Regions from separate parts of the Homo sapiens genome. Here region 2 is linked to region 1. A link is a loop called in an ENCODE intact Hi-C map of the cell type or tissue named here. Cell type or tissue: MCF 10A. All regions are shown on one strand. Links, peaks and the distances in the headings refer to the core of each region. The heading gives the core; the rest is flanking DNA.

The links. Peaks named below come from ENCODE experiments on the same cell type or tissue, not always from the same donor. Only the 100,000 strongest peaks of a DNase experiment are listed, where the experiment ranks them.
Region 2: it touches region 1 in a loop (7-fold over the local background); 16 of 110 quality-filtered maps call a loop at or near these places.

Annotation. Positions count from the first base shown.
Region 1 is chrX:85,541,319-85,549,666 of GRCh38, reverse strand. No RefSeq gene overlaps it. Among named protein-coding and RNA genes, the nearest start is that of POF1B, 170 kb to the right of the region's middle. In MCF 10A, for the core only: CTCF peaks have their summits at 4,656 and 4,878; no DNase peak of the experiment used is centred there.
Region 2 is chrX:85,080,328-85,088,675 of GRCh38, reverse strand. APOOL (apolipoprotein O like) reads right to left here. Exons shown (of 9, transcript NM_198450.6): 9 at 1-1,086. The coding sequence ends at 998. Among named protein-coding and RNA genes, the nearest start is that of APOOL, 81 kb to the right of the region's middle. In MCF 10A, for the core only: a CTCF peak has its summit at 3,683 (motif pointing left); no DNase peak of the experiment used is centred there.

The DNA.
Region 1 (8,348 bases), core at 202-8,201:
CTATTTCCAACTCTACAGATCTTGTTTTTGAAGTGAAACATTCTCTGAAAAAGTAGTGTATGGCTTGGGTCCAAAATTGTCTAGCAAGCACGTCAAAAGCTAAACAATGATTTATCTGCCAATTGAAAAGTATTTTCATTAATGTTAAATATCCTCCTTTTCAAATAAACTAACTTGTATCAACTAGGAAAGCTTCTTACTCTACTCAGCAAATTTTACATCAAATAAATTGGTAAAGACCTGCACAAGATTAAAAAATGTGAAGATAAAATTAGTTTTTGTTTGTTTTTAAATCATCGCCTCATGCATTCTGTCTAATTTAAATAATCCACTAAGAAGTTTACCTAGTACCAAGAACTGTCCCTAGGCCAAATTGTAAAATAGTCAGAAATGTAATTTTGTTTCTGTCTTCCTTCTTTTTGTGGGCTGTTTCCTCCTTTTCAAGTCCCCAACCCCACCTACTCCATTGCTACCTACTATTTACAGTATCATGTCTTTTCACAACTGGCAAAATTAATTCATATTGTTAGCGTTACCACTTACTCAGGAGCAGTACATAAAATTAATATTTGAAAGGGCTCTCCAGGAACTTTAGTTAATTAAAGGAAAGATTTGTTAATGATTTAATTTTAGGTACCAACAAGAAGTCTTCAGGAAAGGAGAGAGTTAAAGAATGAGAAACCTTCTCAAATTCCTCACATCACACCATGCACCAGGCAGCCTAACAACCACAATTTCACTTAATACATACTTGTTTAATATGGGGAATTCCCTAACCGAATTCTTACATTCTTACCTGTTTTGTTGTGATTAGCAAAAAATAAGAAATTTAAAAAAAATGACATCAGGAACTCCTTTACTACCATTCTGCTTGGCTCACAGTAAAAAGTCTCCTCTCCATTTATTCTTTTTAATCTCACCTCCTTGGTAGAAATTATTGTATTCTTTTTCAAGTTAGTCAAGAGGAAGATGGACAGACTAATCCCAAACAGTCTTTGAGTCTTATCAAAACCCTCTCTGTGTGCCACTATACAATTGGAAACTCCAGATCTAAAACTGCGTACATATTTTTTTAAAATAATGCTCATTTGTAAATTTGTACATAAATATAATGGTGTGATTATGGGATCCCTAATCTAAGTATTATTCTTTTTTGATGTTCTGCTCTGAAGGTCTCTTCCAAAACCAGGTAGAATTTAACAAATCGTGATTATTATAAGTGAATATTCCTTTCAACAATGCCCCATTGATACAAGAAGCTTCTATCGATCAACATTGTCTCATTATTTCCTCTTAACAATTCAGAATTGGTTATTCAATTGGAACTGTATTATTTCCCCTAAACCATTGGCTTTCTTGCTTTCATCAAGTTTTTTTCCAATCCTATAATTTACAATTTTGTTGCTATTAGGTCCATGAAAATTGGAAATTTGCAACCATTCTGCGTGTACTAATTATTAACTGTAAGGAGAGAAATAATTTACTTGTGCCAAACCCCATATTCAGACTGCTTACCATGGGAACTTATTTTGGTATTTCATAGGAAGTGGATTACTTCATTTGGAAATATGTATTAGAAATCATGTAGTGATTAGACTGGCAAATATTTTCATCCTATGTCTTCTTCATAATTATTTTTCTCTAGGGTAGGTAGCTACAATTCCTTTTTTATTTAAATATCTTTTTTATTTTATCAAATTCTTTAGGGCATTAAAAAGAACCACAGATTTAACATAACATAACAGAATCTGATTAGAATACGGTCCAGTGATGCCAGAAGATTTAGAGAAAGTCTAGTTAGAGAACATAATTAAACCACATGGAAATGCTTGTTTCCTTTGACAGAAATTTTAATTGTGTCAATAAAAAGCAAAGAAGAACTTCTTTAGTTCAGGATATTTTTGGCATAATTGAATACACATTTTGATTTCTCCTAAGTCACATAATATTTTCCCATAAATCACTTTATTACTATGCTCTTTGTTTTGTGATAATACTTCTGGTAACCAATAAAACTGTCAATGCCATTTATTTTCTTTACGTATTTCTAGATCTCAATTGATGCCAAATTTTCTAAGTGACAGGAAAAAAAATGTTGTGAATGAGAACTAATCAATTCCATAGCACCCACCCACCAACACAGAGTGCAAGCCATTCTTTCTATAATGTCCTCCTATAATACCTTTAAAATACTTTAAAATACCATGGCCTACTCTTTTTCTTCTTGAAACTTCATTATCTAGTCTTCATCTGATATGCTGTAAAATTGTTGTTCCCAAGTAACAGTTTATTATTTGACCAGTGCCATTCCAGACAAATGAGAAAAATAAAAACAACATTGAATTTTTCATAACACTAAATGTATTACATTTTTACATAGGTAAACGTGTGTCATGGGAGTTCGTTACATAGATTATTTCATCACCCAGGTATTAAGCCTAGTATCCTTTAGTTATTTTTGCTGATCCTCTCCCTCTTCCCACCCTCCACCCTCCAGCAGGCCGCAGTATGTATTACGTTTTTTAATAGACTGCCTTATATTCTAAAATTGTGTTAGTTTTATGTGTGTGAAATTATCCTAAAAGTGAACTAAAATTTTAATGGTTACAACAAGCAAAATAAAAAGCTGGCAACCTTATGTTGGTCCCTAAAATTGGGGAGATATTTTACTGGTCCATGACATCCATGAATCTCAAAACCACTTCAGAAAATTACATTTATATGGTTTTTGAGAATGTGATTTTATTTCGTTCCTTAGGACTCCTGAGGATAGTGATAATGTTTTTATCACTTATTTCTTTTTACCTAACCCCTAATGTCCAAATACATAATTAGTTTTTACCCACTCAGACTTTGAAGGCACACATAATAATATTTAACATTTAAATTTTGTTTAGTAAGATTCCAAATCTTTTTCAATCATTATAAAGTCCAAATCTCTTGCAATCATTTTTCAATTGGTATATATATATATACCATTACATTATATATACATTATATATATACCATATACAATTGGTATATATATATATATATATATATATATATATATATATATATATATATATTCATATATATATGTATGTGAAATACCTAGGAATACAACTACCCAAGGAAGTGAAAGATCTCTATAAGGAGAATGACAAAAGACAGCTGAAAAGAAAAAAAGAAAAAAAACAGAGATGACACAAATAAATGAAAAAAAACATCTCATGCTTACAGATTGGATGCATCAATATCGTTAAAATGGCATACTGCCCAAAGCAATTTACAGATTCAACAATATTCTTATCAAACTAACATTGCCACTCTTTAGAGAATTAGAAAAAAAAGTTCTAAAATTCATATAGAACCAAAAAAGAAACTGAAGAGCTAAAGAAATCCTAAGCAAGAAAGAACAAAGCCAGAGGCATCACACTACCTAACTTCAAATTATATTATAAGGCTATAGTAACCAAAACATCATGGTACTAGCACAAAACTAGGCACATAGACCAATGGAACAGAATAGTAAACTCAGAAATAAAGCCTCATACTTACAAACATCTGATCTTTGACAAGGCCAACAAAAACAAGCAATGGGGAAAGGATTCTCAATTCAATAAATGGTGCTGGGATATAGCTGGATAGCCATATGCAGAAGATTGAAACTGGACCCTTGCCTTTAAACATATATAAAAATTAAGTCAATGTGATTTGAAGACTTAAATGTAAGACCTCTAAGTATGAGAATCCTAGAAGTAAACCTAGGAACCCTTCTTGACATCAGCCTTAGTGATGAACTTTTGGCTAAGTTCTTAAAAGCAATTGCAGAAAACAAAACTTGACAAGTACGACCTAATTAAACTAAAGAGTTCCTTCACAGAAAAAAAAACTATCAATAGAGTAAATAGAAAACTCACTGAATGAAAGAAAATATTCACGAACTGCATCCTACAAAGGTCTAATATCCAGGATCTATAAGGAACTCCAACAAATCAATAGGCAAAAACAAATAACCCCATTAAAAATGGGCAAAGGACATAAACAAACACTTTTCAAAAGAAGACATACATGTGGCCAACAAACATGAAAAGACAAATACAAAATACAATGAAATACCATCTCACACCAGTTAGAATGGCTATTATTAAAAATTCAAAAAACAACAGATGCTGGTGAAGCTACAGAGAAAAGGGAGTGCTTATACACTGCTGGTGGGAATAAAAATTAGTTTAGCCACTGTGGAAAGCAGTTTGGAGATTTCTCAAGGAACTTAAAACAATTACCATTTGACCCAGCAATCCTATTACTGGGTATATACCCAAAGGAAAATAGATCATCATACCAAAAAGACACATGCACTTGTATTTTTATTCCTGCAGTATTCATGATAGCAAAGACATGGAATCAACCTAGGTGGATTGGATAAAGAAAGTGTGGTACATATGCATCATGGAATAGTATGCAGTCATAAAAAAAACTGAAACCATGTCCTTTGCAACAACACGGATGGAACTAGAGACCGTAATCCTAAGGAAATTAATGCAGAAACTGAAAACCAAATACTGCATGTTTTTACTTGTAAGTGATAGCTAAGCATGGAACACCCACGGACATAAACATAGGAACAATAGACATTGCAGATTCCTAGAGGGAGGAGGGGAGGAATGGATTTAAAACTATCTATTGGTTACTATGCTCAATACCTGAGTGCAACATACCCATGAAACAAATCCATACGTGTACCTTCTATATCTATAATAAAAGATAAAAATATTTAAAATTCAAATATGTAGATATAATTTTTTAAAAAGTATTTTGAGGTAGTTCCAAAAAGCAACAGTAGATGGTGCTAGTGATTTTCTAACAAAATAATTTTCGCCCCTAAATTTACTAAAAAACGAAAGGATAAATGAATGAGTCAAAGCTTGAACAAATGTCCAAAGTTTTAGGATTTTAAAAGGAGTTAAGGTTAAAAGACTAATTTGTTAAAACATCGACATTTCTCACTTGAAGTGCAACAAACTATACCATATCAAATCTCTTTTCTCTGACTTCAGGGTTGTTTTATACATGGAAATGCCAGGAAAATACTTTTCAGAGAAAACATGGATCTAAATGAACACTCCTGACTCTTTATAGAGAAAAGAGTCCTTAGAATATTGCTCAAGTAACTCCCAAAAGGATACTTTGTGGCATATTGAAAAGGGTACATTCAAATCATTAGCATTGCTCTGAATAGAAGAAATAACACATGTGGGTCACAAACCTTGGCAGTTTTGTGTTGCCCTGAGAAATAAACAAGTCATTTTTTATGTTAAATTTCTAACAAAAAGTTAGCCTGTTTATTATATTGTTATTCCTAGGAACAAACTTTAAAAATTGTGAGATTTACATGGAAATGAACCATGTGAGAAAAAAAAAAAAAACAACCTTTGAGATTTAGAATGCACTTAGTTTGTGTGATAATGTAATAATAGAAGTGAAGTGATTGTGCTTCTGAAGATATTTTTGGCAGAGATATATTATAATAAGGTCATAAGTTATAACTAGTCTCATTCTTCCCACTTTATTTTTATTCTTATTCTTGGAAACCGAATTTCCCAAAGCAGTTCTAAAATTATACACATATGGTCCTAGGGACATCTGAGTTGGACCAGACTGGAGGAAGTGGAGAGACACTATATGGCTTATTATTTTGTTCCAGTGTTTGTCAGCATTTAAATGTTAAACTGTTTTTGTCCTCCCTAGAAAGAACTAAAATAACGTGGCTTCATGGAAGCAGTAGAAGGCGAATCATGTCAAAATAATCTAGTGAAGCCTTTAAAAAGCCAATGTTTAAAGCATATACCTTTTAAAATAATCATAGCCCATCAAAATCCTGTCCGTGTCTCAATAAGGTACACACACAAAATTATAAGTAGATTCGTTCCTATCTGCAAATATATACTCATTTCGAGAAGAAAAATGAGAGAATGAGTTTATACAGTTTATTAAAACCAACTAATTGGGAGGCCGAGGCGGGCGGATCACGAGGTCAGAAGATCGAGACCATCCTGGCTAACACGGTGAAACCCCGTCTCTACTAAAAATACAAAAAATTAGCCGGGCCTAGTGGCGGGCGCCTGTAGTCTCAGCCACTAGGGAGGCTGAGGCAGGAGAATGGTGTGAACCCGGGAGGCGGAGCTTGCAGTGAGCCGAGATCACACCACTGCACTCCAGCCTGGGCGACAAAGCTAGACTCCGTCTCAAAAAAAAAAAAAAAAAATCAACTAGTTACTCCTCTGCCAAAAACCAGTTGCTTTGTAAATGCCCAATGGCCTCACCTTGCCTGCTGCCTATACAGAGCCGATTTACCAAGACAGGGGATTGCAATACAGAAAGAGTAACTCATGCAGAGCTGGCTGTGTGGCAGACCAGTTTTATTATTACTCGTATCAGTCTCGCAAGAATTTGGGGACCAGAGATTTTAAGGATAACTTGGCGGGTAGGGGGCCAGTGAATCAGGAGTGCTGATTGGTTGGGTCAGAGATGAAATCATAGGGAGTGGAAGCTATCCTCTTATCCTGAATCAGTTCCTGGGTTGGGGCCACAAGACCCAGGTGAGCCAGTTTATCGATCTGCGTGGTACCAGCTGATCCATTGTGTGTAGAGGCTGCAAAATATCTCAAGCCCTGATCTTAGGTTTTACAATAGTGATATTATCCCCAGAAGAAATCTGGGGGAGGAGGATTAGAATCTTGTAGCCTCCAGTTGCATGATTGCTAAACCATAATTTCTAATCTTGTGGCTAATTTGTTAGTCCTGCAAAGGCAGTCTAGTCCCCAGCCAGGAAAAGGGTTTGTTTTGTGAAAGGGCTCTTATAGTCTTTGTATGAAAGCTAAACTATAAACTAAGTTCTTCCCAAAGTTAGTTTGATTATGCCTAGGAATGAACAAAGATAGCTTGGAGGTTAGAAGCAAGACGGAGTGGGTTAGGTCAGACCTCTTCCACTGTAATAATTTTCTCAGTTATAATCTTTGCAAAGACGGTTTCAGTTTCACTGATTCAATTTTTTAATCAAACAAGTTTAGGCACTCGAAGATATTTAGACTCTGTAGCTCACCTTATTTTGTGAGAAATCACTAAAGCTTTTTCACATAATAAGAGGAGCCATAAGGACATAATTTGTCAGCACCTATGAGACCCTAACACTTTCTTTTATACCAGTAAACAGAAGCATTAAACTCTGTAAAACTGGGGAGAATGCCATCTTTTCTTCCTAAGCATTTTGAATTATTTGGAAAATGTAAGCTCTGTTCTCAGACACTTTTGTGAATAATCCACTGAGCCCATATGATAAGCATCAGGTGTTTTAGAGGCGTTGCATATCATTTATTTCAGTTCACCATTATAGAAACCACTATAATGATTTAATTAGAATACAGGGTTTTTTTGATCTTGTGTTCCTCTAACTCCTTTACTTAAAACCTTTGGTTCCAGACCAATTCTTGAAATTGCCCTGAATTATAAAATGTAATGGAGTGAAGTATCTATACAATTCTTCCTGTTATTAGAAACAGTGTAATATTTCATGCGAGTGTTCTATCAGAATTTTTACAAACATGCACAACTGACTATTCTGTTTAAAGTGGTAAAGCCTCATTTATTTCATAGTATTATGAATCTGTTTATTCTCTGAAAGTTCACAATGAAAATGTAACCCAGAGGGAATAAGATTTAGGCCAATTGCTATCATGTGGAGCTTAGTGCAGACGCTATACTGTTTTGGCCAGGTGTTAAGAACTGTGAAAATTGTCAGCCTTCAGTAGATAATTATTTACTTTAAGTGTTAAACATAATAATAGTAAGAATTTACATTTCTGGCCTGCGCATTTTTAAACAAAAAAAAATAGCTGAATGTCGTTGTTTTAACATGAACATCACATAGGAAGCACATTCTCATTAAATATTATCATTACACTATTAATGTGAAAATTTTTGAGAAGGGGAGGTGGAGAAAGAAGTAAAAAGCACATTTTTACCTGGACTCATTTTGATAAGCCTTTCCATTTAATATAGCACGTTAAACTTATTTCTTTACTTTTATTTTTAAATATAGATAATAATTGCTTATACTATGGGGACCCTCATTAAAGAAACAGAGGGAATAAATATATTGGGGTACCTACTGTATGCCACTCTTGTCAATAGCTGCTTTATACCTATTATCTAATTTATAGATATTTACGGGTGTTATTAGTGGAAAACCCCCTGAAAGAGTTTGAGATTATTGATTTTTATGTTTGTATTTTAAAAATTTTGAATTTTAAATTTTGTGGGTACATATATATTTATGAGGTACATGAGATTTTTTGTTTGTTTCT
Region 2 (8,348 bases), core at 140-8,139, 460 kb after region 1:
ATGGGAAGAAGTTTTGGGAATGGTCATATCTAATAATTTAGTTTTTTCTCTATGAAATAGGAGGCACAGTCAACTTTGACAGTTCTAAGAGGCTTGAGAAGAATAAAACGTTTGTAATACCTCTTCCAGGGAACACAATAGTAAACCACTTAGGAACCAGTAGAAGGATTGCTAAGCAGTATTAGGAAGCCTGTGTAGCATATGGCCCTCTCAAATAGGTAGAGATGTTTTTAGATATTTAAGAGGAATTAACATTAACAAAACCAAGGGACAAAGCCAAGCTCAAGTCCCATAAAACATGGATATTTTATTCCAGCTCTAGGAAATGGGAAAAAAAAAAAAAAAAAAAAAAAAAAAAACAGAGGGAAACACACCTTTCCATACACCATTCTAATTTAACTAGCATTAATCTGGGAAAGCTAGAGCAGAAATATATGTTTATATGTATAAATATGTATGTATTTATACATATATATGTATAAATATGTATGTATTTATACATATATGTATAAATATGTATGTATTTATACATATATGTATAAATATGTATGTATTTATACATATATGTATAAATATGTATATGTATTTATACATATATGTATATGTATTTATACATATATGTATAAATACGTATTTATACATGTATAAATATGTATGTATTTATACATACATATATATATATGTATTTTTAGATTTTAATCTCACTAGAATTCATGTCTTCATTTTTTTTTAAGTGCCCTTAAAGGTCATCAAATGCAAGCTAATACTTCTACCTAAGTCTCCTCATCAATCATTTAATATTGTTTACACTGCATTCACAGTTTGTGTGTTAACCACTTATGTAATTTATCAAATGGCATATTTGGAAATGTAAGGGAGAAACTTGGTTTAGGTAATACTCTATGTATCAGTTACCCATTACATGATTTATTTTCATCATTATTTGCAACGCCACACATCTTGTAGTTTTCTGTGTAGTCTCTGCATGCAGTCTACTTCAGCTTCTAGTGCTGTACATATCTATATCTTCTGGGTGGGACTGCCCGTGATCCATGAGCTTGGGGTCAGGCATAAACTGGGTTGCACCTGATAAAGTATTAAAATGAAAAGAAAAATTAGTCACTTAACAAATTTATTTTTGATACTGGGAAGACAGCAGCGAACAAACCAGATAAAAATCTCTAGTGACACAGACCTAACATTTGAGTTAGGTGAGACAGACAAACTAATTAAATATATATCAGATGGTGGTTAAGTGCTATGTGAAAAAATGAAACAAGGAAGGATATATGGAGTGCTTAGGTGATTTGTAATTTTAAATAGGGCAGCCAGGGAAAGCCTTCTGGAAAGGTGATACATGAGCCGAGAACTGAAGGAGGTGAGGGTGTGCACCCTATAGATACCAGCAGGCAATGCCTTCCAGGATGAGCAGACGGCAAGTGTAATGGACCTGAGGTATGTCTGAGGAACCAATATGGTTGAAACACAGTAGACAAATGTGGTGTATGTAGGGGTGGCGGCAAGGCAGTGAGATGATAGGAGATGTGATCAAAAAGACAATGGAAAGCTAGGTCACACAGGGCCATGGTAAAGATTTTGGCTTTAAGTGAGATGAGAAGCTACTGGACAATTTTGAGTAGAGGAGTGAATGATGCTATGTTTTTAAAAAGATCACTCGGCCGGGCGCGGTGGCTCACGCCTGTAATCCTAGCACTTTGGGAGGCCGAGACGGGCGGATCACGAGGTCAGGAGATCAAGACCATCTTGGCTAACACGGTGAAACCCCGTTTCTACTAAAAATACAAAAAATTAGCCGGGCGTGTTGGCGGGCGCCTGTAGTCCCAGCTACTTGGGAGGCTGAGGCAGGAGAATGGCGTGAACCCGGGAAGCGGAGCTTGCAGTGAGCCGAGATCGCGCCACTGCACTCCAACCTGGGAGACACAGCGAGACTCCGTCTCAAAAAAAAAAAAATCACTCTTGGCTATGGGGAAAAGAAACTATAGGGAAACAAGGGATAGAAGCAGGGAGACCAGTTAGAAAGCAATTACAATACTCCAGAAGACATGCTGAGGGCTTTAGTTAGGATGGTGGAAGTAGAAGTGGTGAAAAGGTACCAGATTCTGGATAATGTTGAAGGTAGAATAGACAAGATTTCCTAAATGGACTGACTATGTCTTGTGAGAGAGACTCTTCAACTTGAGAAACTGGAAGAATGGAGGTGACATTTATTGAGATAGGGGAAAATGTGGGAGAAGCAGGTTTAGGGGAAAACAAACGAATCATTAAGTGTTGGATGTGTTAAATTTGAATTGCTTACTAAACATCTGAGTACAAATGAGTCTTTTGGGTTAAGATTAGAAGATGTTAAGAGGGTTAGGAGAATGTAGGAAAGAAGATTAAGGTGGAAAGCCAGTGAATGAGGTAAGAGAACCAAGAGCAAGAGATATCCCACAGGCCAAGTGAAGAGATTGAAGGAGGAAGGAATTTAACCTGTGTCAAAGGTTACTGATGGATTGCATAAGATGGAGATTGAGAATCAACTCCTGGATTTGGCAATGTGTGGATCACTGGTGATCTTGACAAGCTTCCTGTGTCCCCAGCAAGTAGCTAAGTTATTTTCATGCATTATCTCATAATCCCACCATGAAGCAGATACTATTTTTACATTGTCCTTATTTTACAGATAAGAAAATTTTAATTTGGAGAGGTTAACTAACTTGACCAAAGTCATTCAGCTGGTAAGTGGTGGAGCCAGGAATGAATCCACATTTGTCTGACCACAACATAACAACCCAGGCTCTTCTTTAAAATGATATTTATAGCAGTAAAAATCTCATACAACTAGTTTTAGTACTAAACATGATAATGCACACAAACTGATGCATATAAATACCTTGTGCATGGTAAGTAGGCAAGAGACAACTATTTTATATTTACTTTGTGACATAATACTACAAACATTTTTTCAGAAATTTGTTTTTATTTTAAATATGTTCAAAATCGGATTCATTTTAAAATTAATTTTATTACATTTGGGAACCATACCTTTTCTGCATAAAAGAATTTAATTTCCAGTTTTATAATGAAAACAAAGGAGAGAAATTGGAATACAATGATTTATCTTATACCTATCTTTTCTGAAACGTATTTTACAGTGTGACACACCTATGTGTAACTTCATCACCACATATATTAACAAAACAACCAGATTCATAAGTAATTAGTATTCATGATGGTACAGGTAATGCAGCTCTCCATAGAATAAATTCTTAACTTCGTGTCTCTGGGGGTATGTTATAGAACTCATGTGATCTATTAACTTGGATGAGGAAAATTTGTCATTATTTTCACTTACCTCTGACTTAAATGGACATTGTCTTCAATAATGTATACAGGCAACAAAACACAGTAGTATCAGCAGTACCTTAGATTTCTTTGTCACCAACAGAAATCACAGATATCTTATTACATTATAGTTGCAGATTATCTCAAAATATTCACACTCGCCACTACTTAAAAATTAAAAGTTATTAGACCTATTGTTAGATATTGTTGTTTAATACACTTAAGGAAGTTCATACATTACTATGTATTTTATTTTCTGCATTTGAAAACATTATTCTGAGAAGAGGCTGTAGCACAAAAAATGGTTAGGAATCCACTGGTGGTTCTGCTGTATCTCTACTGCCATCTGGTGGGAACCATTGCTCAGTACAAGTGAAAAGTGTGCAACAAGTTTTATCAAGCAGAAAACACTATATAGTAGGCATGTGACAAATAATTATTTTACGTAAATCTCAGTGTGTCAAATTTGCTTAACAATGTCCATCAACTGACTAAGTTCTCTAGCACTTCTAAATACTTCCTTAATTTATATTCTTGTTCAAAGTTTGGTGAAAGATTCAGCTTACCCCAATTTCCTGAATTAGAAAGAATCTTTTGCCTTTAGATCACCCCTCAAAATTTCTTAAAAGTCTTCAAGATTTTAATTTATTCACAACTTAAAACAGAGATTATTAGCAAGAGTAATATGTATCAGAATCCCCTGTAAAGCTCTTCCTAAAATCCACCTGCTTAGAGGCCTCAGCTCTGGAGATTCAGATTTATAATTCTTGGTAGAGTCTGGACCTATGGATTTTGAGAAAAAAAAAAACCCTCAAGTAATTGTGATATGGATCTCTCTGGTTTAGAACCACTTAGCCTGTCATTTGATTCATCTTTTTGAAAAGCTTCATCTCAAAGGCCAGGCGTGGTAGCTCAAGCATGTAATCCCAGCACTTTGGGAGGCCGAGGTGGGAGGATCACAAGGTTAGGAGATCAAGACCATCCTGGCTAACACAGTGAAAGCCCGTCTCTACCAAAAATACAAAAAATTAGCTGGGTTTGGTGGCAGGTGCCTGTAGTCTCAGTTACTTGGGAGGCTGAGACAGGAGAATCGCTTGAACCCGGGAGGCAGAGGTTACAGTGAGCCAAGATCGCACCACTGCACTCCAGCCTGGGTGACAGAGCGAGACTCCATCTCAAAAAAAAAAAAAAAAAAAGCTTCATCTCATGCTCTTATAAGCAACTAAGAATTATATCTTTCTAAGAAATTTCTTCATCTCTTGAATGGATTAAGGGCTCTCTTACACTCCCAAAGAATAAGCTGTCATAAAACTCTTCTTGAATCTGAATGCCCTAATCATCATGATGCATTCCTTTGCAATTTTATACGTTTGCTCTCTAATAAGAACATTTTCTGCTTAAAGCTTTTTAGCAGACTATTCAAAAAGTTGGTGTTATTACAAATAGGAAAGAAATATGTTTAAAGTTATAAGACAGCAATGAATTATAGTCTCAAATAGCCCTTATGTGATATCTGATAATATCACATAACTGATAATTTAGTTCACATGTTATCTCATTGATATTTTAAGCAAGTTAGTTACAAAAAAAAGGACAGATAACTAATAAATTGCTGAGTGAAGTTAGGATTGTTACAAATTTTCTTTTGGTTTCTTGTATATAAAATCAGGATGACATTCAGCATTCAGCTTCTTAGCAACTCAAATACTTAAAGACACTAGTCACTATAAAGTACTTTCTCAAACTTTTCCATTCCTTTTTTCTCTGTGTGCTTCAGTTTGGCTATTTTTTATTGACTTGTCTTTGAATTCATTAATTCTGTGCTTTCTGGTAAATAGTCTGCTGTTAAACCCATACAATGAGTTCTTAATTTCGGGTACTGTATTTTTCACTTCTAGAATATCCACTAGAATTTTTTAACAGAGTCCAAGTCCCTGTGACATTCTCCATCTTTTCATCCATTTTGTCCATCTTTTTTTCTATTTAATATATTAATTATAGTTATTGTAAAGTCCTTTTCAGTTAACTTCAATATTTAGGTCATCTGTGGGTCTGCTGTTATTGTTATATTTATGTATTTTTTCTTTTGACTGTCAGTCACATCTTCCTGCCTTTTTGCATAACTAGTATTTTGTTTGTTTGTATACTGGACATTATGTATAAAAGAAAGGTAGAAGCTCCAGAAGATAAAGGGCACCAGACAGGGGTGCCCTTGCTCTCTTTACAAAGGGTGAAACACTTATCATCTCAATCTAGTCAGGCATTGAGCTGGGTCTGGGCTGCGTTCTAATTTTAGTAAGAGTCAGTTAACCTCTGGTTCCTCCCAGTTCACCTATGGCACTCCCAAGCTTCTGACTGACAGACTGACTAGTTTCTCTCTCCACAGCACCAAAAAACTGTAGGAAATTCGATTTTGCCCTTAAGAGGTTTTGAGTTTGGCTATTTAGTCTCCGAATCCACAAAAAATCTGGCAACTACCATGAGGGGGACATGAATCATGCATATGTGGCACATGCCCTCTCTCTAGAAGAGGAATTGGCAAACTTTTCTGCAAAAGGTCAGTAGTAAATATTTTTGACTTGGTGAACCATATGGTCTCTGTCACAAGTGCTCGACTCTGCCATTGTAGTTTAAAAGCAGCCGTAGACAATACATAGATCAATGTGTGTGGGTATGTTCTAATAAAACATTATTTCTGGACATTGAGATCTGAATTTCATGTCATTTTCACTTGCTATGAAATATTATCCCTTTGATTTTTTTTCAACCGTCACTGTTAGCTTGCAGAATATACAAAAATAGTGAGTCAGGACACCTCATACATGTGGGTGCCCCTCTGGGACAAAGCTTCCAGAAGAAGGATCAGGCAGCAATATTTTCTGTTCTGCAATATTTGCTGTTCTGCAGCCTCCGCTCGGTATACCCAAGCAAACACGGTCTGGAGTGGACCTTTAGCAAATTCCAACATACCTGCAGCTGAGGGTCCTGAGTGTTAGAAGGAAAACTAACAAACAGAAAGGAATAGCATCAACATCAACAAAAACGACATCCACACCAAAACCCCATCTCTAGATCACCAGCATCAAAGACCAAAGGTAGATAAAACCACAAAGATGGGGAGAAACCAGAGTAGAAAATCTGAAAATTCTAAAAACCAGAGCACCTCTTCTCCTCCAAAGGATCACAGCTCCTCGCCATCAATGGAACAAAGCTGGATGGAGAATGACTTTGACGAACTGACAGAAGTAGGCTTCAGAAGGTCGGTAATAACAAACTTCTCCAAGCTAAAGGAGAATGTTCGAACCCACCGCAAGGAAGTTAAAAACCTTGAAAACAGATTAGATGAATGGCTAACTAGAACAGTGTAGAGAAGACCTTAAATGACCTGATGGAGCTGAAAATCATGGCACGAGAGCTACATGACTCATGCACAAGCTTCAACAGTTGATTTGATCAAGTGAAGAAAGGGTATCAGTGACTGAATTAATGAAAAATTAATGAAATAAAGTGAGAAGAGAAGTTTAGAGACAAAAGAGTAAAAAGAAATGAAGAAAGCCTCCAAGAAATATGGGACTATGAGAAAAGACCAAATCTACGTTTGATGGGTGTACCTGAAAGTGACGGGGAGAATGGAACCAAGTTGGAAAACACTCTGCAGGATATTATCTAGGAGAACTTCCCCAACCTAGCAAGGCAGGCCAACATTCAAATTCAGGAAATACAGAGAACACCACAAAGATACTAATCGAGAATAGCAACCCCAAGACACATAACTGTCAGATTCACCTAAGTTGAAATGAAGGAAAAAATGTTAAGGGCAGCCAGAGAGAAAGGTCAGGTTACCCACAAAGGGAAGCCTATCAGACTAACAGCGGATTTCTCAGCAGAAACTCTACAAGCCAGAAGAGAGTGGGGGCCGATATTCAACATTCTTAAAGAAAAGAATTTCCAACCCAGAATTTCATATCCAGCCAAACTAAGCTTTATAAGTGAAGGAGAAATAAAATCCTTTACAAACAAGCAAATGCTGAGAGATTTTGTCAACATCAGGCCTGTCTTAAAAGAGCTCCTGAAGGAAGCACTAAACATGGAAAGGAACAACCGGTACCACTGCAAAAACATGCCAAATTGTAAAGACCATCGATGCTAGGAAAAAACTGCATCAACTAATGGGCAAAATAACCAGCTAACATCATAACGACAGGATCAAATTCACACATAACAATATTAACCTTAAATGTAAATGGGCTAAATGCCCCAATTAAAAGACACAGACTGGCAAATTGGATAAAGAGTCAAGACCCATCAGTGTGCTGGATTCAGGAGACTGATCTCACATGCAGAGACACACATAGGCTCAAAATAAAGGGAAGGTGGAAGATCTAACAAGCAGATGGAAAGCAAAAAAAAGCAGGGGTTGCAATCCTAGTCTCCAATAAAACAGACTTTTAACCAACAAACATCAAAAGAGACAAAGAAGGCCATTACATAATGGTAAAGGGAACAATTCAACAAGAAGTGCTAACTATCCTAAATATATATGCACCCAATACAGGAGCACCCAGATTCATAAAGCAAGTCCTTAATGACCTACAAAGAGACTTTAGACTCCCACACAATAATAATGGGAGACTTTAACACCCCACTGTCAATATTAGACAGATCAATGACACAGAAGGTTAACAAGGATATCCAGGACTTGAACTCAGCTCTGCACCAAGCAGATCTAATAGACATCTACAGAACTCTCCACCCCAAATCAACAGAATATACATTCTTCTCAGCACCACATTATACTTATTCCAAAATTGACCACAGAGTTGGAAGTAAAGCACTCCTCAGCAAATGTAAAAGAACAGAAATCACAACAAACTGTCTCTCAGACCACAGTGCAATCAAATTAGAACTCAGGATTAAGAAACTCACTCAAAACCGCACAACTACATGGAAACTGAATAACCTGCTCCTGAATGACTACTGGGTACATAACGAAATGAAGGCAG